7 separate regions of the Homo sapiens genome follow, and all the other regions are linked to region 2. A link is a contact called in ENCODE Hi-C or POLR2A ChIA-PET data. All regions are on one chromosome and are shown on one strand. Each heading gives the region's core, a stretch centred on a gene start or an enhancer-like site at or near the end of the contact. The rest is flanking DNA. Distances are from core to core; before and after follow the strand shown.

Region 1 (2,700 bases), core at 201-2,700, 1.4 Mb after region 2:
TGCCTGTGCATGTGTACCCCGAGGTCTGTGTGTGTTTTGGTGTGAATTTGGCTCCTTTTAAACACCCATGTGTGGCCAGGCGTGGTGGCTCATGCCTGTAATCCCAGCACTTCGGGAGGCCAAGGCAGATGGATCACTTGAGCCCAGGAGTTGGAGACTATAGCCTGGGCAACACAGAGAGACCCTATCTACAAAAATAAAAAACAGAAAAAGTTAGCCAGGTGTCGTGGTACACACCTGAAGTCCCAGCTATTCCGGAGGCTGAGGTGTGAGGATCACTTTAGTTGGGAGGTTGGGCCTGCAGTGAACTATGATCATGCCACAGCACTTCAGCCTGGGCAAAAGGGTAAGACCCCATCTCAAAAACAAAACTAAACTAGAAACACCCTTGTGTGGCCATGAACCCTGTGTGTGCCCTGAGGACTGCGGGCTTTTGTGCAATCCTCACGCATGTGTGGATACCAGTATGCATGCCCTTGTGCTCACGCGAACCGCCCTACGCCCTCAGGTGGCCTGCAGGGGACTGGTGCAGCCCCGAGGACACTCCCAGTTGCTCGTCGCCCTCCCATCTCCACGTCGGCCTTCACCGACCCGGCGGGAGCCTTGAGTCCCAGCTCTCCAGAGCAATGGTGGAGCGGGCAGGGCATTCAAAATGACCTTATCTCCTTAGTCTCCTAAAGTGTTCCCAGCTGGCCATGCAAATGTCTTCTCTGTGTAGCGTTCCGTGGATTTTTTTTTGTTTCATTTTTTAATTTTGTGTAAAGATAAGGTCTCACTCCGTTGCCCAGACTTTCCCTGGTTCTTTATTCTGATTCCCACAATCGTCCCGAGGGGGCAGGCCGGAGCGGGTCTTGAAAATACACATTTGCACATCCCTTCTAGTCCGCGTTCCCTTTTCTCAAGGGCAACCCGCACTTTTTTGCCTCCGTTATAAAAGATACTTATGTAAATTACTGACGTGCGAATTTACATACATTTCTCAACTAACTGCGTAGCCATTTCTCCGTCTCTCACCTCCGTTCCTGGACGGCGAGAAGGAGGAGGAGCTGACCATGTAAATGAAGTCACGCGCACCGCGCTGCCGAACTCGGTGCCCCGCGCTGGGCGGGGGGCGGGTAGGCCTGTCCATGTAAATCACATCATTTGCGTGCCCCGCCCCGCCGACGCCACTTGATTCCAACATGCAAGAAACGCCCCCTCCCAGACCCGGCCCCTCACACTGCGTTCCCCCTCCCGCGCAAAGGGGGCGGGGCGGAGGATGCAAATGAACCTCGTGTAGGCCACGGACCGCTGTTTCCTTTCTCCTTGGTAGGGGGGTTGTCCCGAACTTCCTCGCCCCGCTCCGCCCCGCCCCGCGCGGCTCGGGCCTGCGCAGGCGCCGTCCCCTCCGCGGGGCGCGGTCACGTGCCCACCGGGCGAGGCGGGGCGGGGCGTCGCGCGCGGTGGGGGCGGGGTATGGCGCGCTGTGCGGCGCAGGGCGGCTGGCACAAACGGCGGCGCCGGGGCCGGAGGAAAAAGCTCGGTGAGGAGGTCGCGGGGCGAGAAGGGAGCGGGAGGAGACTAAGCCGGAGCCGGGGCGCCGGCGCGAACCGGGCGGGGTGTGGGGGCGCGCGCCGGGGCCTGCCGGGGCGACCCCGGGAAGGGGGATGTGGGTGCGGCGCGGGGGAGGGGACGCGCGCCGGTTACGTTGGGTGCCGGCCGTTGTGGGGGTTGGGGTGGGGGCGGGGAGCGCGCGCCGGGCGGAGGCCGAGTGGAGGGGGAGGGGAGGGGGTCCGAGCGGCCCTTAGGCCCTGCCCCTGTCGCCTACTGCGCTCAGAAGGGGCCTCAGGGCCTGCCCCGGGTTGGGGGCGTTGGGGTGCCCTGGATGGGGGCACCTTTATCTCTCGTCCTGTCTCCGGGTGCGTGCACCCTCCTCCGTCCTTTCCTCTGTCGCCGCGGACCCTCTCCCCGAGGGCCCCTCCCGTCGGTCAGTCTCGGGACCTCCCTTCCGTCTGGGCGTGTGTCCGCCCCCGGCCGGCTTCCTCCCGTCGGGCTCGGGTCGACCCCACCGTCCCGCTCCGCCCCGGGTCCTCCCTCCCAGCTTCCCTCCGGTCTATTTTTCTGTCTCTGGGCCCCTCGTTCTCTTTGTTTTTGGACTCCCCAGTTTCCTCTGTCTTTTGACCCCCCCGCCCCCACCCTGACTCTCCCTGGAACCCCCACGTTTCTCGTTGTCTTTCTGGAACGCCGAGGCAGGTCCCTCCTATTTTCCAAACCCCCTCCTTTCCCACTCCTCCACACCACCCTTTTCTACTCCAGCCCTCCTTCTTCTGTCTTTGGTTACCGCGTCCCACAACCTGCACCACAGTCCTCTGTCTTAGGGTCATCTACCCAGCCCCTGGCCTCCAGCCTCTCCCTATCACTGCCTCTTATCTGTCAGCGGACTCCCGCACCTCCAGATTCTCAGGGTCCTCTCCCCGACTTGGCCTCAGGTTTTGGGGGGCCTCTATAGTCAAGTCTGTCCTGGTCGTCTTCCCCACTCCTGCCCATACCATCCCGGCTTTCCCCTGCCTGCCTGTCTCTAGTTTCTCTCACATCCCTTTTTTTTTTTCCTTTCTCTAGCCACCCTGAAGGGTCCCTTCCCAAGCCCTTAGGGACCGCAGAGGACTTGGGGACCAGCAAGCAACCCCCAGGGCACGAGAAGAGCTCTTGCTGTCTGCCCTG
Region 2 (2,700 bases), core at 153-2,652:
CACATAAAAGTCAAAGTCCGAAGTCCTCCCCACAGCCCACACAATCTGGCACCCATCGCTTACCCTCCCCCTTGGCCACTCTGCTCCAGCCACACTGGCCTCCTAGCTGCTCTACCAAGTCTGGTCTGCTTCATCCATAGGAGCTTTGCACTAGCTGTTCCCTCTGCCTGAACACTCCCCTGGTGTCCCCATGGCTCACTCCCCTCCTTCATGTCTCTGCTCAAAAGTTGCCTTCTCTGTGAGATCCTCCCTGACCACTGCTGTTGCAATCCACACCCCACCTCCAACTACCCCATCCTCCCTACCTTGCTCGACTTTTTCCATGACATTTATCATCACCACCTAACATTAAAATGTACTTAATTCTTATGTTGACAGCAATCTGCCTCCCCACTAGAATGTCGCGTCCTCAGGGGCAGGGACTACTTGTTCACTGCTGTATTACACACAGCTAAAGGAAGCCAGGCATAGTGAATGTTCAATATTTATTGAAAAAACAAGTCGACTCAAAAACATAGTTTTCCTTTTCAACAGAGGTCGAAAACTCCAAGACAGATAGCTATGTTCATCTGTAAAGGAGGCATTAAAAAGACAGAGAAATACAGAGGAGGCAGAGTCATATACAGTTTGCCGAGGACCCACATCTCTACAGAAGTCAAACTGTTTGCACACAATTCCATGCCCAGAGCATCTAATAAGAGACGATACCCCCACCTGGTGGCTGGGACGGAAACGGCACCTCCCTACAATACAGAACACCCAAAGGACCGTCGCCAAAGCCCTAGGAGTCTTTTGAGCCCAATAATTCAAAAGATAGAAACGTTCATTCATCTAAGTGATGTAGATGTTTTGGTTGGTTTATTAGATGTGTAAGTTTATAAAAACTGATGGGGAAAAAAAGTGCTCCAGGTGAGGATCGAACTCACAACCTCGGCATTGCTCCGCTCGCACTGTCATATAAGTACCGCGCGCTAACCGATTGCGCCACTGGAGCTCCGGCCGCACCCCTGCGCCGGGGTCTTCTTCAGTGGTTCATAGCCACGTGACCTCACCGGAGGGCCCCGCCTTGTGTTATATATGCAAATTAAACATTTTGCATTGACCAATAGGAGACAGTGCATTGCCAGTTCCGGATTCTCACGCCTCGCGGCCCTTGCTGTAAAAGGGAAAAGTCCGCGAGGCGTTTGGAATGTAGGGGTGTCGCCTACCAGAAGGACACGCCTCCTCATGAATATTCAAAACAAGGGGTGGGGTCTTAACCCTTCGCTGGCGGGTCGGCCGGAAGGCAGCCCCTCCCCCCCCCGCAGGCGGGAACAGGATGTGAGCCCCGGCGACAGCGGGGGAGGGGAAGCCCCGGGCGACCGCCCCCCGCCTCACAGCTGGGATCGGACTCTCCCGCCCCAGATGTGGCGCCGCCGCCGTCACACGAGCCCCGTGACACCCAGCCGGGAGCCCGAGGGGTCCAGAGGCTCGGACCCGGGCGTCCGGAATTTCTGCACCGCATCCTGAGAGACCCCGAGGTCCAGACCCCGGCGCCCAGGCTGGAGGACTTGAGCCATCCAGGTGCGCAGCGCCCCCTCCTGGAGCAGCCGGGAGCCCGGACGTCACCCCGCGAGACCCTGGAGGCCGAGCGCCCCGTATCCCCGTTTCAAGAACTCAGGATCCAGGACCGCAGACTCCCTCCAGGGCTCCGATCCCAAGACCCCGCGTTGGAGGAACTTGAGATCCGGACTTCTAAGCGCCCCAACCAGTTTCGGGCTGCAGCGGCCATCGCTTCAAGGGGACCCAGGACTTTGGGACCCCCCTGTGCTCCCACCTGGAGGGAGTTTCATTCCTGCCCCTAGAATTAGGGGAACTCAGAAATCCATCCCCCACCCCACGGCCCTACCTAGAAGACTTAGGAATGTGGGTCCCCAGCGCCGCCATCTGAGACTCCAGAGTCGAGGCTCCTAGCATCCCCTACGTAGAACACTGAGAAATTCCGACTGCGGGACCCCAGTCTCCGAGAGACCCCAGATTCTATTCCTGGAGCCTGAGAGCCCGAAGTTCACGCCCCTGAGTCTGGGCTCCGCACCTCCCTGGGGACCGCGTCGGGGTCGCGCAGGAGCCGGGCTGCCTCGAGCCGGGGCTGGAGGCTCCCCGGGAGGTGAGGGGGGAGGCGAGGGGCCCAGGCGGACTGGGGGAGGGGGCGGCGCCACTGCTGAACAATGAGGGGGCGTGCCGGCGGGGGGCGAGCCGAGGCGCCGGCGGGAGTTGGGGGCTGGAGGGGTGTGGGAAGGCGCTGGGGAGGCTGTGGCTGTGGGGACGGCGATCGGGGTTCGGAGAGACCGGCCGGAGGGGGTGCGAGGGCTCGGGGCCAGCGCCCCAGCGCGCAGCCCTCGGCGGGGGAGGGAGCCGTCTGCAGGACCCTGGCATCCGGTCCCCCAGCCTCCGCCCTCCCCTGGGACCCCGCGGCCTCCCGCCCACGGCTTTTCCCAGCCCTGCCCCTCGCCCTCCGCTCCAGCTGGAGCCCAAACGTTCCCAGGATCCCTAAGCCTCCGGCCCCAGACAAACGGGACTCGCAGCTTCTGCGCCTCCTGCTCCGCTCACTCTTCTTTGTCTCAGCCTTTCCATCTTTTTCGCCAGGTTCTCTCTCCTTGTCCCCTTCTTTCTGTCACTTTGTGCCTCCCCCATTAGTTACTCCCAGGGGCCCCTCCCTGG
Region 3 (2,700 bases), core at 201-2,700, 1.2 Mb before region 2:
CAGGCATGTGCCACCACACCCGGCTAATTTTGTATTTTTTAGTAGAGACGGGATTTCTCCATGTTGATCAGGCTGGTCTCAAACTCCTGACCTCAGGTGATCCGCCCGCCTCGGCCTCCCAAAGTGCTGGGATTACAGGCGTGAGCCACCGTGCCCGGTGCTTACACAGTTTTATGTCTGGGTGTAGTTATAAATTCTGTTGGGTTTTGTTTGTTTTTGAGACACGGTCTCGCTCTGTTGCCCAGGCTGGAGTGCAGTGGTGCAATCTTGGCTCACTGTGACCTTGGCCTCTCAGGCTCAAGCAATCCTCCCACCTCAGCCTCCTGAGGAGCTGAGATTACAAGTGCGTGCATGCCACCACGCCCGGCTAAGTTTTAAGATTTTTGGTAGAGACAGGTTTTCCCCATGTTGCCCAGGCTGGTGTTGAACTCCTGACGTCAAGCAATCCTCCTGCCCCGGCCTCACAAAATGCGTGAGCCACTGTGCTGGGCCAATTTCTGTTGTTTTATGTCTTTGAGTGGCTGCGGATCAGCGCTTGTGCTTGAAGGTGGTCAGTTTTTTCTTTAGGAGATAAGGAAGGGCCGTAACTTGAGTCATTTTGTGTTCCAGTGGGGTTGTGCTGTGTCTGCCTACGGCTGTGGCCCATGCCGCTGTGTCTGCGGGTGGCTGTGACTGTAGCATATGTTGAACTGTAGGTGACCCCCCCCCAGCCCCCGCTTGTGTCCTTGTGGGTTTGTGCATGGCTGTTACTTCTGGGCTGTGTCCGTGAGTGGCTATAGCTTCCTTCACTGTGCACATCTGTGTCTGCTTTTGCTTCCTTTGCCGTGGGTCTCTGTGTGGCTGTATCTCCCCTGTCACCATGTCTGTGTTTGGCTTTATGACACCCCCCTTCCCCCACTCTTTCTCCAGACGTGGCGGTTTCAGCTCAACTTAGCCTCCTCCCTCCTCATGCTAAACCCCTGGCCCTCCACAGGCGTTTGGACACATCTCTGGAGACCCAAGTCTTTGTGTGTTGCTCTCGGTGTGTCCACAAGCACAATGCCATAGAGCACGGATGGCCAGGCCAATGAGTGCCCGGCCCTGGGGCGCTCGTCCTCTTGTGCAGACCAGGCTGGCCGTGCACCAGCGAGTGTGCACCGAGACCCCAAGGGCGTGGGGTCTCCGCGCCCGGGCTCTATCTGTCCCCGACCACCCCCGAGCCCTCCCCGGGCTCACCATGCCGCGGTACAGCTCCTCCAGGCGCCCGTCGATCCACTTCTCCACGTCCAGCCGCCGCTGCAGCTCCCGCCGGTCATACTTGACGGTGACGCGCGCGTGCCGCTTCTGCAGCCCCCCGGGACTGCCCCCTGGCCCGCGGGCCCGCGATGGAGACTGCAGCTTGCTCAGCACGCGCTTGCCCAGCCGCTGAGCTGCCATCGCGCTGCTGGACCCAGCCTGGCCCCGCGCTGTGCGCCTTCGCCTCGCGCCCCGGGTGCTTCTTACGGGCCAGGGCGGGGCTAGCCGGGGGCGGGGGCTCGGGCTCGCCGGGAGGTCTGCCCCACCCCGGCCGCCTCAGGCCTCAGTTTCCCCGTCTGCAGTGCGAGAGTAGGCCGCTGCGTCGGCTTGAGGCACGCAGTCGTGCGAAGTTGAGGTATGGGCGGGGACCCAGAGTCCCGGGCGGGTCCCTGCATCGGGGGCTCCCGGGCCGGGATCCTGTGGGGCGGGGGCCTGGGACAGACACTCGGGACCCGGCCTGTCTGCGCCCTCTGGCGGTGGCGGGGTGGGGGGCTGTTGGTGCGGGAGCGCCTGCGCCGCTGTCGCTGTAGAAGGTCGAGCGGTCACTTGTTCCTTCGTTCATTCATTCACTCATCCATCCATTTGTTTGTTCACTCATTCCGTTCAACGAATTTTTTTTTTTTTGAGTCGATGTCTCTCTTTGTCGCCCAGGCTGGAGTACAATGGCGCGATCTCGGCTCACCGCAACGTCCGCCTCCCAGGTTCAAGCGATTCTCCTGCCTCAGCCTCCGAAGTAGCTGGGATTACAGGGATGCACCACAACACCCGGCTAATTTTTGTATTTTTAGTAGAGACGGGATTTCGCCATGTTGGCCAGGCTGGCCTCGAACTCCTGACCTCAAGTGATCTGCCTGCCTCCGCCTCCCAAAGTGCTGGGATTACAGGCGTGAGCCACCGCCACTGGCCCGGTTCAACGAATATCTATTAAGTATCCACTCTATACCAGACACTGCTTTACGCTCCAGGGATAGAGCAGGGAACAAAACAGACAAAACCAGTCCCACGCAGTTGACAGTTGTAGCCGGGATACATGAGAAACACAGTAAGTACGGTATTATACAGTTTATTATCATATAAGTGCTTTGGAGAAATATAAAGCAGAGAAGGAGAAATGGAGTGAGGGTAAGGTTGCAATTTTAGCGAGGGTGGCCAGGGAAGTCCCTTACTTCAAAACAGTCTTCTCACTTCTAATTATAAGCAGCAATAATTATACTCTAAAATTTAAATGTGGCTGGGCGCAGTGGCTCACTCCTGTAATCCCAGAACTTTGGGAGGCCAAGGAGGGTGGATCACGAGGTCAGGAGTTCAAGACCAGCCTGGCCAACATGGTGAAACTCCATCTCTACTAAAAATACAAAAATTAGCTGGGCCTGGTGGCACATGCCTGTAATCCCAGCTACTCGGAAGGCTGAGGCAGGAGAATCG
Region 4 (2,700 bases), core at 116-2,615, 1.0 Mb before region 2:
TGGAGTGCAGCGGCACAATCTCAGCTCACTACAAGCTGACCTCCTGGGTTTAAGCGATTCTCCTGCCTCGGGCTCCTGAGTATCTGGGATTACAGGTGTGTGCCACCACGCACAGCTGGTTTTTTTGTTTTTTTTTTTTGGTATTTGCAGTACAGATGGGGTTTCGCCATGTTGGCCAGGTTGGTCTCGAACTCCTGACCTCAAGTGATCTATCTGCCTCGGCTTCCCAAAGTGCTGGGATTACAGGCATGAGCCACCATGCCTGGCCAACAAATATTTATTGACTGTCTACTAATATTTGCCAAGCACTGAGATACTGGGAATTCAGTAGTGAAGGAAATCGTCCTGCCTTCATGGAGATGACATTCTAAATGGTGGAGACGGAGAGTGAAAGTCGGGTTTGAGAAAAACGTGCTGCCCAGGCGCAGTGGCTCACACCTCTAATCCCAACACTTTGCGAGGTCAAGGCAGGAATATCGCTTGAGCTCAGGAGTTCGAGACCAGCCTGGGCAGTATAATGAGACTCTGTCTCTATAAAAAATTTAATTTTTTTTAAAAAGAGAGAAAAAGCGATGTTGAATGTGCAGATGTAATATCAATCAGTGGAGGAAGAAGTTGGTATAAGAAGTTGTGAATACTGGCCAGGCAAGGTGGCTCATGCCTGTAATCCCAGCATTTCGGGAGGCCAGGGCCCAGGGAATCGCCTGAGTTCAGGAGTTGGAGACCAGCCTGACCAACATCTACTAAAAATACTAAAATTACGTCTCTACTAAAAATACGAAAATTAGCCAGGCGTGGTGGCACATGCTTGTAATCCCAGCTACTTGGGAAGCTGGGGCAGAAGAATCACTTGTACCCAGGAGGCGGAGGATGCAGTGAGCCAAGATTGCTCCATTGCACTCCAGCCTGGACAACAAGAGCTAAACTCCGTCTCAAAAAAAAAAAATTGTGAATCCTCCACTTACACATGACATTGAAAGCCATAGAGCTGGATGAGTTTTGTAACTAGTTAGTTCATATAAGCTTGGGAAAAAAATGTGGAAGGATGCATTGAAAAAGACTGGAGAGGGAGCCCCAGGTACACATCCTAGCTGTTAGTCCTTTGGAAGGTTACCCAGCCTCTCAGTCTGTCTATAAAATGAGAATAACACAGCTCTCCAAATGGCACGACACCCGCTACCTTTTGGCTTGGAGACGCTGCCCCGAAGGCGGAACCTCCAGGACAGCTACGTAGCGTCCCGAGCACTCAGACTGAAGCCAGGGCAGCCATGTTCATTATTGGAACCGTGAGGTGGGTAGGGGGGGTGGTGTTGAGACAGCTGTCATTTTCAGTTAGGGCAAAAGCCAACTTCCGGTCACCATCTTGAGTGACGACAGAGGCGGAGCTCCAACTGACATGTTCATTAAGGGCAGGGCTCCGAGGGCGCCACCTCGAGAGCGACGGCGGGCTACCCGGGGCGGGCTGAGGCAGGTTGTAGCCCCGCCCCGGGCCTTGGGCTCCACCTCTCGGCCCCACTTCCGCCGGGCAAGCGTTTGTAGGCGGCGCTGCCGTAAATCAGGCGGTCTGCTTGCCGCATCACGCAAGATGGCGGCCGCGGCGGTGAACGGGGCGGCAGGCTTCTCGAGCTCCGGGCCCGCGGCAACCTCGGGCGCTGTTCTGCAGGCCGCGACCGGCATGTACGAGCAACTCAAGGGCGAGTGGAACCGTAAAAGCCCCAATCTTAGCAAGTGCGGGGAAGAGCTGGGTCGACTCAAGGTAAAGTCGGCAGGCCCAGGAAACCGAGTGTTGCGGGCGTGGGAGGCGCTACGAGGTGTCTGGACCCAACCAAGTCCCGGGCCGCGGAAGCCACCTCGGTGCCAGCGAGACTGAGGCGGGCTGGGGGATCCGATGGGGTGAAAGATTTGGAACAGCCAAAGTGGGGGCTCGGAGGGCGTCAAGAAGCGAGAGAGGGACAGGGAGCGTTGATGGTCACGCCTGTAATCGCAGCGCTTTGGGAGGCCGAGGCGGGGGAGCGTCGCTTGAGCCCAGGAGTTCAAGATCAGCCTGAGCAACATAGCGAGACTCTGTCTCTACATTTTTTTTTTAAGTGAGAGATGACTGGAATGGACCCACGCGGGGGTGGTGGGGGAATGATTGGAAGACTTATGGCAGAACTGAGTGAGGGGTTAGATTTTTGGTGCGTGGAGGCTTAACTGGTCGGAGTGGCAGGATTGGGATTCGGGCTTTTCCTGATGGTGGATTCCAGGCAAGACCAAGTGGGAAGTGAGGACTGCCCGGAGTGATAAAAGAATGAGGCTGAAAAGGTGGGCTGTGTAGAGGGTGTGTGGTTAAGACCAGGCTGGGTTAGGATCTGAGAGATCTGGGGCTTAGGCTCGCATCTGTTGGGAGAGGGGGCAGCCTAGTTGTGAAGGCAGGACTGAACCTAGAAGAAATATTCTTACAAGTAGAGAACAAGAATACGGGGCCCAGAGTGCTTCAGACCAAACATCTGTTGGGAGGGAGTGTAAATCCAGTGGCTTGGAACAAGCTGCTGAGCCTGCTAAGGAAAGATGTATGGGCTGAACTGTGGGGGGAGATTTGGACCTCCCCCTCCCAGATATAGATTTTGGGGATAGCCCAGCTACCCCTTCCCCAATAGATTGTGGGGAAGATGGGCCAAGAATGGAATGTACTCCTGTCCCCACCGCCGCGTGATTCCA
Region 5 (2,700 bases), core at 4-2,503, 1.3 Mb after region 2:
ACATACCCTCCCCCCCACTTGCACACTGAGTCTCTGTTCCCTCACACACCCTGTTCTCTCCGCTCCCCGCCCACCTGCGGAATGGTGCGACTGGGAGCCCTCTGCTTCCTGTAGGCCTGACATTTCCCAGAACACACTCAGCCAAGATTCCCAGTGCTGAGTCAGGAACCTTGGCATCCCAGAAAACCACCTCCCATCCTATCTTTCTTTCTCTGTGTGTGTGTGTGTGTGTGTGTGTGCGCGCGCGCGTTGGAAAGCCTGCTCTCCCCACAACAGGCTGACTCACCCACTTCTCACAGTCTGGAATAGAGGCATCTGGTTGGGGCATCTTTCCCACCACTGGGAGAGGGAGGGATGCCGATGCTTCCCCCACAGAACCCCGCTGCCCCAACCCCTCTTGTCGGGAATCAGGCCTCTTTGTCTCTATTCCCGTACTGTGTGACCTCAGAAAAGCCCTCATCCCTCTCTGGACTTCTCCTTCCCAACCTGTATGAGGTACTAGGTGGGCTCCTGCCTTCGATTTCTCTCATTGGTCTGTGAAAAGGTGACTCATTTTAGAGCCTTGGACCTGTGCCCAATGTCTCCCCCAGTTGACTCAATTTCAAGACAAACCACCTCCTCTCCCCCTTCAGAGGTGAACGGCTGACTCAGGAGCTGGGTGGCAGCTCAGCCTTGGGGGCAAAATATATCAAAATCACCTAGGACAATAAATAATCCTACTGGGCTACAACTGACAGTGCCAGGCCCGGGGCCACATGCTTCACATACATGAGATCATGTCAGATAGCCCCGTAGCTGCAAGCAAAGGGTAGAGGCCGGCAGATCTCTGAGCCTCTGTTCTCACGTGTAAAATGGAGCCCTGGCATCCCTATTGTTCAGCCTTGGAGAATGAACTGAAATCGTGTCAGGGTCTGATACAGAACAAGTACTCTATACATGACAGAGATTTCTTACGGAAAATCCAATGGAGCGTAAGTCATTTGCTCAGGGTAGCGGAGCTGGGAACTGGCAGAGGAAGGTCTCGAACCCACACCCGTGGGAACTCCAAGTCTTTGAAAGTCCGTCCCGCCCCTGCGTGAAGAATGGGCGCGCGGCTGGACTCGTCACCGGGGGTTTTAGGGAAGGTTGAACTTGTCATTCAACCGTGTAGGGAGGGTGGTTTAGTCACAGGGGTGGAGGGAGGGGGCCCACTGGCGCGCCACCAGGACCCCGGTGCCCTAGATGCATACCTGGCCGCGCTTCGGATGCTCAGAGGCAAACCCCCTCCCCTTGGGAGGCGGAGTCGGACAAGGCTCCGTCTCGTTCCGTTCCGTCACGTCCGGTGGGGCGGGGCTTCGGGGCTTTCCCCTTTGAGGGGAGTATCGGTTAACCCTTGCGCGGCGGGGCGGGCTGGAGCTCCGCGGGCCGGAACCCGGGAGTCGGGGCTCCCCAGCCACACCCCTCGCGGGATTTAAAGGGATAGGAGGGGCCGGGTCGGCCGAAGCCCGAACCGAAGGAGCGGGCATGAGGCGCTGCCCGTGCCGTGGGAGCCTGAACGAGGCGGAGGCCGGGGCGCTGCCCGCGGCGGCCCGCATGGGACTGGAGGCGCCGCGAGGAGGGCGGCGGCGGCAGCCGGGACAGCAGCGACCTGGGCCCGGCGCAGGGGCCCCGGCGGGGCGGCCGGAGGGGGGCGGGCCCTGGGCCCGGACAGAGGGGTCCAGCCTCCACAGCGAGCCTGAGAGGGCCGGCCTCGGGCCTGCGCCGGGGACAGAGAGTCCGCAGGCAGAATTCTGGACAGACGGACAGACTGAGCCCGCGGCAGCTGGCCTTGGAGTAGAGACCGAGAGGCCCAAGCAAAAGACGGAGCCAGACAGGTCCAGCCTCCGGACGCATCTAGAATGGAGCTGGTCAGAGCTGGAGACGACTTGTCTTTGGACGGAGACCGGGACAGATGGCCTTTGGACTGATCCGCACAGGTCCGACCTCCAGTTTCAGCCCGAGGAGGCCAGCCCCTGGACACAGCCAGGGGTTCATGGGCCCTGGACAGAGCTGGAAACGCATGGGTCACAGACTCAGCCAGAGAGGGTCAAGTCCTGGGCTGATAACCTCTGGACCCACCAGAACAGTTCCAGCCTCCAGACTCACCCAGAAGGAGCCTGTCCCTCAAAAGAGCCAAGTGCTGATGGCTCCTGGAAAGAATTGTATACTGATGGCTCCAGGACACAACAGGATATTGAAGGTCCCTGGACAGAGCCATATACTGATGGCTCCCAGAAAAAACAGGATACTGAAGCAGCCAGGAAACAGCCTGGCACTGGTGGTTTCCAAATACAACAGGATACTGATGGCTCCTGGACACAACCTAGCACTGACGGTTCCCAGACAGCACCTGGGACAGACTGCCTCTTGGGAGAGCCTGAGGATGGCCCATTAGAGGAACCAGAGCCTGGAGAATTGCTGACTCACCTGTACTCTCACCTGAAGTGTAGCCCCCTGTGCCCTGTGCCCCGCCTCATCATTACCCCTGAGACCCCTGAGCCTGAGGCCCAGCCAGTGGGACCCCCCTCCCGGGTTGAGGGGGGCAGCGGCGGCTTCTCCTCTGCCTCTTCTTTCGACGAGTCTGAGGATGACGTGGTGGCCGGGGGCGGAGGTGCCAGCGATCCCGAGGACAGGTCTGGGGTGAGTGGGACCCATCCTGCCCTTGAGCCACATCACGCAAAA
Region 6 (2,700 bases), core at 39-2,538, 1.4 Mb before region 2:
TGACCATAGGAATTCTGTGTCTTGTGCATTGCCATATCCCCAGCATCTAGAACAGGACCTGGCCCGAAAGAGCTGCTCAGTAAATATTTGTTGAATGAATGAACCGACATGGCCAGTGACACAATGTCTCACTGGGTAGGTTTGTGTTATTTTTTCCTCCTTCGACCTCGATCCCTCCTGCCACTCACTTTATAGTAGAGGCAGTCACAGGCGATCTGTGGGTAGAGCGATGATTGAACCCGGGCCGGGCTGACCCCAGAGCGCACGCTCCTTTGCCCGCCCCTGCCACACTGGTATCTTTCCCTTGATGCTGACGGAGGGATGTGACACCGCAGCCAGCCAGGTCTCCTCATGGAGGGCCTCGGACCACGTGTCATTTTAGAGACCCCAGCGGCAGTCCAGATCCTGAAGTCCGACCTTTGATTCAGGAACAGAGCAGCTGCAGGAGTGCCAGGCTGGGCTTTCTGGTCCTGTCTCTCATCCTCAGCTCCAGTCAGCTGGGGATTAACCCCCTGCCGTCATCAGGAGAAATACAACATGGGAAACCGGCGGTAACTCCACTGTGGTAAAGGATGTGAGGGAAACAGTGACCCACTGCAGAGGGTTTCCTGAGCTCTCGTGCACAGAGAATCGTGCGTGTGCCTCTGGGTGGGCAGGGGACATGCAGCCTGGGTGAACATTTCCCATACACTAGGATGAATTGGCCCTTCCTGTTCATGCCTCTAATGCCCCATTTCCCTCCTACAGAGATTTTCTCTTGTTTAACAATTAAAAGATAGCAGGCTGCTTTGTGGTTCTCAGTCAGGATGCTTTTTAGTTGCAAGTAACAACCCTGGCACCATCTGGCCAATGGTTAAGACATGTGATGTGTTCTAGAAGCCCAGGGGTGGATGGGCACCAGGTGGATAGGATCAGCAGCTCAAGCATGTCTGTCAGGGACTCAGGTTCTCAGCCTCCAAAGGCCTCTGTATGCCTCTTGGTTCCAGAATGGCTTCCAGTGATAATCAGGGCCACTTGCCCTTGTCCACAGGCATCAGGAGAGAGAGAACACACCCCACTGATGGTTATAAGTGGTTCCCCTCAGTCTACAGCTGGTCCAGCTGAGGTCACGTGCCCCTCAACCAGGCCGGTCAAGTTACTAGAGGAATGCCACATCCTGATCACTCTTGACCAACTGGGTTCTGTTGTCTAGTAGCTGAAAAAAGCAGAAGTGGAAACTGAGTAGACAACCATTAATGCCTGCCAAGCTCAGTCCCTGACCAAGTCCCCTCCCTAAGTTAGCAAATCGTGTCAGGCCCAACAGATTTTGTGGCATTTGAGAACAAAGAAGTGTGGTTTTCTTTTGAAGAAGTTTAGTGACTTGCGTCCAATTTCTGCCTCCTGCATCATCCACCCTCAGTTAACACCCAAAAAAGGGGGCAGGCTGGGCGCGGTGGCTCACACCTGTAATCCCAGCACTTTGGGAGGCTGAGGCGGGCAGATCATGAGGTCAAGAGACCATCCTGGCTAACACGGTGAAACCCCGTGTCTACTAAAAATACAAAAATTAGCTGGGTGTGGTAGTGCACACCTGTAGTCCCAGCTATCGTGAGGCTGAGGCAGGAGAATCGCTTGAACCCAGGAGGTGGAGGTTGCAGTGAGCTGAGATTGCGCCACTGCACTCCAGCCTGGGCGACAGGGCGAGACCCCATCTCAAAAAAAAAGCGGGGGGTGGACAGGGGGCAAGTGGAGTCTGGCTGCCAAAGACTACTTGTCTGATGGTGGGGAAAAAAAATGGGTGTCTCCTCCCTTGTCACTGGGAAGGTTTTTGTTTCTCTTTCCATCTTCATCCTCTATAGGTCCTTTCATTCCTTCCCCCAGTCTGAAATATTTCCGGTGTGTCTGTAGCTGTGCACACATCCTTGCAAAATATATATTGAGGTTTGAGTAAAGAGTCAGCTTCCGGGGTTTGGAGCTCTGTATCTCATTCTTTCGGTTTCTTCTGGTTTTCACCAAATAGCATGTGTTCGCCATCTAGCCACGTTGCTGGATGTGTGTCCAGTGTATGGCGTCTGGCAGCTGAACAGTTGTACATGCTGTACATCTGCCACGGCTCACGTGTCTGGTCCCCTGGTGTTGGGCATCCAGGTTGCCCCTAGCTCCACCCCACTTCAAACCATGCTTCAAGTGAGCATCCGCCTACCTTTGCCTTAGGAACCCATGGGGCTTACCCCCAGGAGTCAGTTGCAGCCGGAGATAGGCATTCTCTCTCCCCAGGGGTGGGATTAAGGCACCTGCCACAACACCCAGCTAATTTTTGTACTTTTGGTAGAACTGGGGTTTTGCTCCATTGGCCAGGCTGATCTTGAACTCCTGAGCTCTCTATGAGGCTGCTCTGACCCGCGTTCCCCCGAGAGCACAGGAGGGTCCCGCTTCCCCATACCTCTCGCCACTTTGCTGTTGTCCTGCTTCCCAGTTTCACCAATCCGAAGGGTGTCAAGTGGGGTCTCCGGGGTTTTAATGCTCTGATGGTGAGTCTGGCTGAGTGCCTCTTCATGCCCCTGTTAACCTAATTCAGGCTCCCCTTTCCAAGAGAGGCCCAGTCAGCACAGGCATTGGAAGGCAAATTCTGGAGCCGGTGACCTGCGTTTGAATCCTGACCCTGCCATGTAACCCAGCAAGTTAGTTCACCTCTCTGAGCCTCAGAGCTGCCATAAATAT
Region 7 (2,700 bases), core at 127-2,626, 1.0 Mb after region 2:
CTCCTGTAAGGAGGTGACATTTGAATGGAGCCCTCAGGCCAGAGAAGTCAGCCATGGGAGACCCTGGGAAAAGCATTCCGGGAGGAGGGAACAACAAAAAAAGGCAGAGAAAAGCCCAGAGGCTGGATGGGCTTGAACTGGAAAGAGACCAGCATGGGTGGCACACAGAGAGTGACATGGTAGGAGACCAGATTGGGGAGCAGCTAGGGGAACGGGCACAAGCCAGGTCACAGAAAGCCACATATGCAGAAGTAGGGAGTTTGGATTTTATCCTGAGTGTGGTGGGCAGTCATTAAAGGAATTTGAGCAGGGAGGGAATGGTGCTGTGAGCTGATTAGGTTTCCGGAAGATCCCCCCCATGGCTGCTTCGAGGAAGACTGTGGGGGGCAAAAAGAGGGGGGATCTGAGACCCACTGGTAGGCTGTACTCGTTTGGGACGGACGATGGTGATGGCCTGGAGTAGGAGCTGGTAGTGGCATGGAAGGAAGTCGGTCGAGTCAGGACTTATTTGGGAGGCAGAATAGACAGGGCTTGTCGGGAAATCGTGATCGGCACCGGGTTCAGTCACTGAGATAAGTTTGAGGGTCCACTGTTCTTGGAGTGGCGGGGGTAGGGCTGGAGTTTTGGACTCCTGGCGCTACCTACTTTTTTGGGCCAGGAAGACTGTAGAGTCCAGTTTCGGAACCCTGCCTAGCAAGATTTTAAGAATGGCCCACCACACTACTCAAAACAGGGTCTTCGTCCCCTTCCCCGCAGTCCGGGGAGTCCGGAACCGCAGGAATTCCGCCCCCACCCCCGACTCCGCCCCCGGGTCCCGGCGCCCCCTAGCGGTGCCCAGGCCGGCTTTCCCCCGGGGATTCTGGCCCCTCTGACCCCAGGACCCCTTCTACTGCCCCGATTCCCGGCTGTGATTCCTGCCGGCCTCCCGGCGCCGTGCGAGCCGGGACCCCTGGCGGGCTGTTCTCTGCGCCCGGCCTCCGCTCGCTTCCGGCAGTGGAGGCGGCTCCTCCCGAAGCGGCGGCGGCGGGGGCGGGTGAGTCACGCAGCCGGAGCCAAGAAGCCGGCGCCTCCGCCCCCTTCTCGGACTGCGGCGTGATTCACCCGGCCCGGCCGGGGCAGACAGCACGTAGAGGTCCGTGCGTCTCGATCCCGGGCAGCCCCGGCGGGCACCTGTCGGACCCAGGGATCGAACTCTGTGAAGGACCCGGCCGCTGGTAGCCCTTCTGTTCCCAGGCCCCTTCATTTACATACCTTGCTCACTAGCGGCCAATCAGAACGAAGAGGTAGCCACCCACAACCAATCAGGAAACGGCGGCGGCAGCATCGCTTGTTGGCTGTCCTCCGGAAACCCGCGCCTGGGTCGCGAGACGCAGTTCTGACTCCGGCTCACGACTCCAGACTCCTAACTACCCTTAGCGACCGCCCACTCTCGTGGCTGCCCCGCCCTCCGCCCCAGGGATTGGCCCTGCATGGTGATGGGCGGAGCTTGTAGGGGGCGGATTCTGAAGGAGGGGCTTCAGGGCGCATGCCCGGGCAGCTGCGCGAGTGAGGGGTGGAAAGAGGTGGCTTTTTACTCCGGGGAACGGTGGCGAGTGGGGGCTTTTGCCTCTCAAAATACGAGCCCCTCACAACTACCCATGCACCTGCCAAACCCGGCAATTAAGCTTCTTACACATCCAGCCCCGACAGGGGTCTACACTACAGATAATGCCCGGGTTCAAATTCCGACTCCGGATTCCCCACTCACTGGATGCGTGACCTTGGAAAAATGATCAACCTCTTCAAGCTACACAAAGTTAAATGGGGATCGTCTTGCCTACCTCTTGACAGGATACTTTAAGTAGGATCGTATCTATAAGAACACAATACCACACTCAAGCAATGCTGGACAGTTGGACTTAATTGTGGTTAAAGGCGGGAGTGAGGTGGGAGTGCGATACCAACGGAATCACATCCCGGGCTCCATTCCCTAAGCAGCTGTGTGACCTGCGGCAAGTGTTTTAATCCCTTCTGGTCTGTTTCTCCTTTAAAATGAGAGAAAATAGCGCCTAGTTTACAGGATTGTTTTTAAGGATTAAATTAATTCATGAAAAATCTTCAGAGTGGGGTGCAACATGTTTTGTGTTTTTTTTTTTTTTTTCATTTTATTTATTTATTTATTTATTTATTTGAGACAGATTCTCACTCCGTCGCCCAGGCTGGAGTGCAGGGGCACGATCTCGGTTCACTGTAACCTCCGCCTCCCAGGTTCAAGCAATTATCCTGCCTCAGCCTCCCGAGTAGCTGGGACTACAGGCGTGCGCCACCACGCCCGGTTAATTTTTGTATTTTTAGTAGAGATGGGGTTTCACCATGTTAGCCAGGCAGGTCTCAAACTCCTCACCTCAGGTGATCCGCCCTCCTCGGCCCCTGAGTGTTGGGATTACAGGCGTGAGCTACCGCGCCCAGCTGCTTATTATTTTTTTCTTTACTTTTTATTTTATTTTATTTTGCTTTTGAGACAGGGTCTCGCTCTGTCACCCAGGCTGAAGTGCAGGGGTGCCATCTCGGCTCACTGCAGCCTCCCAGGTTCAAGCCATCCTCCTGCCTCAGACCCCCAAGCAGCTGGGACTACAGGCGCACACCACCATGCCTGGTTAGCAACGTTGTTTCTTTGTTAGTAGTAATAGCTGTTGTAATAAGACAAGCTCTTAGTTCAAG

Evidence for each region. Hi-C counts contacts between places; a loop is a spot of excess contacts on that map. ChIA-PET counts read pairs that join two places held with the same protein, here RNA polymerase II (POLR2A). Pooled maps may share reads with other maps.
Region 1: a loop to region 2 is called in a map with no recorded cell type, with 7 times the contacts of the local background. The contact joins the promoter of EGLN2 here to the promoter of PLEKHG2 in region 2. A Hi-C loop is called at or near these places in 1 of 37 single-sample maps with no recorded cell type and 8 of 50 pooled maps. POLR2A ChIA-PET finds 5 or more read pairs at or near these places in 1 of 52 experiments (activated CD4-positive, alpha-beta T cell).
Region 3: a map of ascending aorta shows a loop between it and region 2 (5-fold over the local background). The contact joins the promoter of PPP1R14A here to the promoter of PLEKHG2 in region 2. A Hi-C loop is called at or near these places in 3 of 168 maps with a recorded cell type or tissue (aorta and ascending aorta) and 9 of 50 pooled maps.
Region 4: a pooled map shows a loop between it and region 2 (7-fold over the local background). The contact joins the promoter of PSMD8 here to the promoter of PLEKHG2 in region 2. A Hi-C loop is called at or near these places in 1 of 168 maps with a recorded cell type or tissue (gastrocnemius medialis) and 8 of 50 pooled maps. POLR2A ChIA-PET finds 5 or more read pairs at or near these places in 1 of 52 experiments (activated B cell).
Region 5: a map of cardiac septum shows a loop between it and region 2 (4-fold over the local background). The contact joins the promoter of COQ8B here to the promoter of PLEKHG2 in region 2. A Hi-C loop is called at or near these places in 3 of 168 maps with a recorded cell type or tissue (ascending aorta, cardiac septum and sigmoid colon), 1 of 37 single-sample maps with no recorded cell type and 15 of 50 pooled maps.
Region 6: a pooled map shows a loop between it and region 2 (3-fold over the local background). The contact joins the enhancer-like site here to the promoter of PLEKHG2 in region 2. A Hi-C loop is called at or near these places in 6 of 37 single-sample maps with no recorded cell type and 5 of 50 pooled maps.
Region 7: a loop to region 2 is called in a pooled map, with 7 times the contacts of the local background. The contact joins the promoter of SERTAD1 here to the promoter of PLEKHG2 in region 2. A Hi-C loop is called at or near these places in 1 of 168 maps with a recorded cell type or tissue (gastrocnemius medialis), 1 of 37 single-sample maps with no recorded cell type and 18 of 50 pooled maps. POLR2A ChIA-PET finds 5 or more read pairs at or near these places in 6 of 52 experiments (B cell, H1, PC-9 and 3 more).

What each region holds. Positions count from the first base shown.
Region 1 is chr19:40,797,741-40,800,440 of GRCh38, forward strand. It overlaps EGLN2 (egl-9 family hypoxia inducible factor 2), which reads left to right and starts at 1,451. Exons shown (of 6, transcript NM_080732.4): 1 at 1,451-1,522; 2 at 2,599-2,700. It overlaps RAB4B-EGLN2 (RAB4B-EGLN2 readthrough (NMD candidate)), which reads left to right. Exons shown (of 12, transcript NR_037791.1): 8 at 2,599-2,700. RefSeq lists silencers at 1,229-1,588, 1,739-1,788.
Region 2 is chr19:39,411,267-39,413,966 of GRCh38, forward strand. It overlaps PLEKHG2 (pleckstrin homology and RhoGEF domain containing G2), which reads left to right and starts at 1,403. Exons shown (of 19, transcript NM_022835.3): 1 at 1,403-2,146. It overlaps TRI-TAT1-1 (tRNA-Ile (anticodon TAT) 1-1), which reads right to left and starts at 994; the gene lies at 902-994. RefSeq lists enhancers at 345-434, 845-944, 955-1,004 and silencers at 1,215-1,574, 2,105-2,244, 2,255-2,324, 2,435-2,494.
Region 3 is chr19:38,254,924-38,257,623 of GRCh38, forward strand. PPP1R14A (protein phosphatase 1 regulatory inhibitor subunit 14A) reads right to left here and starts at 1,451. Exons shown (of 4, transcript NM_033256.3): 1 at 1,216-1,451. The coding sequence starts at 1,416. RefSeq lists a silencer at 1,243-1,430.
Region 4 is chr19:38,373,206-38,375,905 of GRCh38, forward strand. It overlaps PSMD8 (proteasome 26S subunit, non-ATPase 8), which reads left to right and starts at 1,366. Exons shown (of 7, transcript NM_002812.5): 1 at 1,366-1,756. The coding sequence starts at 1,397. RefSeq lists enhancers at 1,275-1,905, 1,536-1,675.
Region 5 is chr19:40,715,633-40,718,332 of GRCh38, forward strand. COQ8B (coenzyme Q8B) reads right to left here and starts at 1,254. Exons shown (of 15, transcript NM_024876.4): 1 at 955-1,254. ITPKC (inositol-trisphosphate 3-kinase C) reads left to right here and starts at 1,480. Exons shown (of 7, transcript NM_025194.3): 1 at 1,480-2,658. The coding sequence starts at 1,504. RefSeq lists silencers at 1-50, 1,371-1,730 and an enhancer at 721-800.
Region 6 is chr19:38,047,388-38,050,087 of GRCh38, forward strand. All of the region lies in intron 2 of SIPA1L3 (signal induced proliferation associated 1 like 3), which reads left to right. Among named protein-coding and RNA genes, the nearest start is that of SNORD152, 110 kb to the right of the region's middle. RefSeq lists enhancers at 302-1,050, 1,704-2,233. Within about 2 kb of position 1,289, at least 13 of the 41 ENCODE cell types and tissues checked have a DNase peak (open chromatin) inside an H3K27ac peak, as active enhancers do.
Region 7 is chr19:40,424,616-40,427,315 of GRCh38, forward strand. SERTAD1 (SERTA domain containing 1) reads right to left here and starts at 1,377. Exons shown (of 2, transcript NM_013376.4): 1 at 1,252-1,377. RefSeq lists an enhancer at 1-702 and a silencer at 745-834.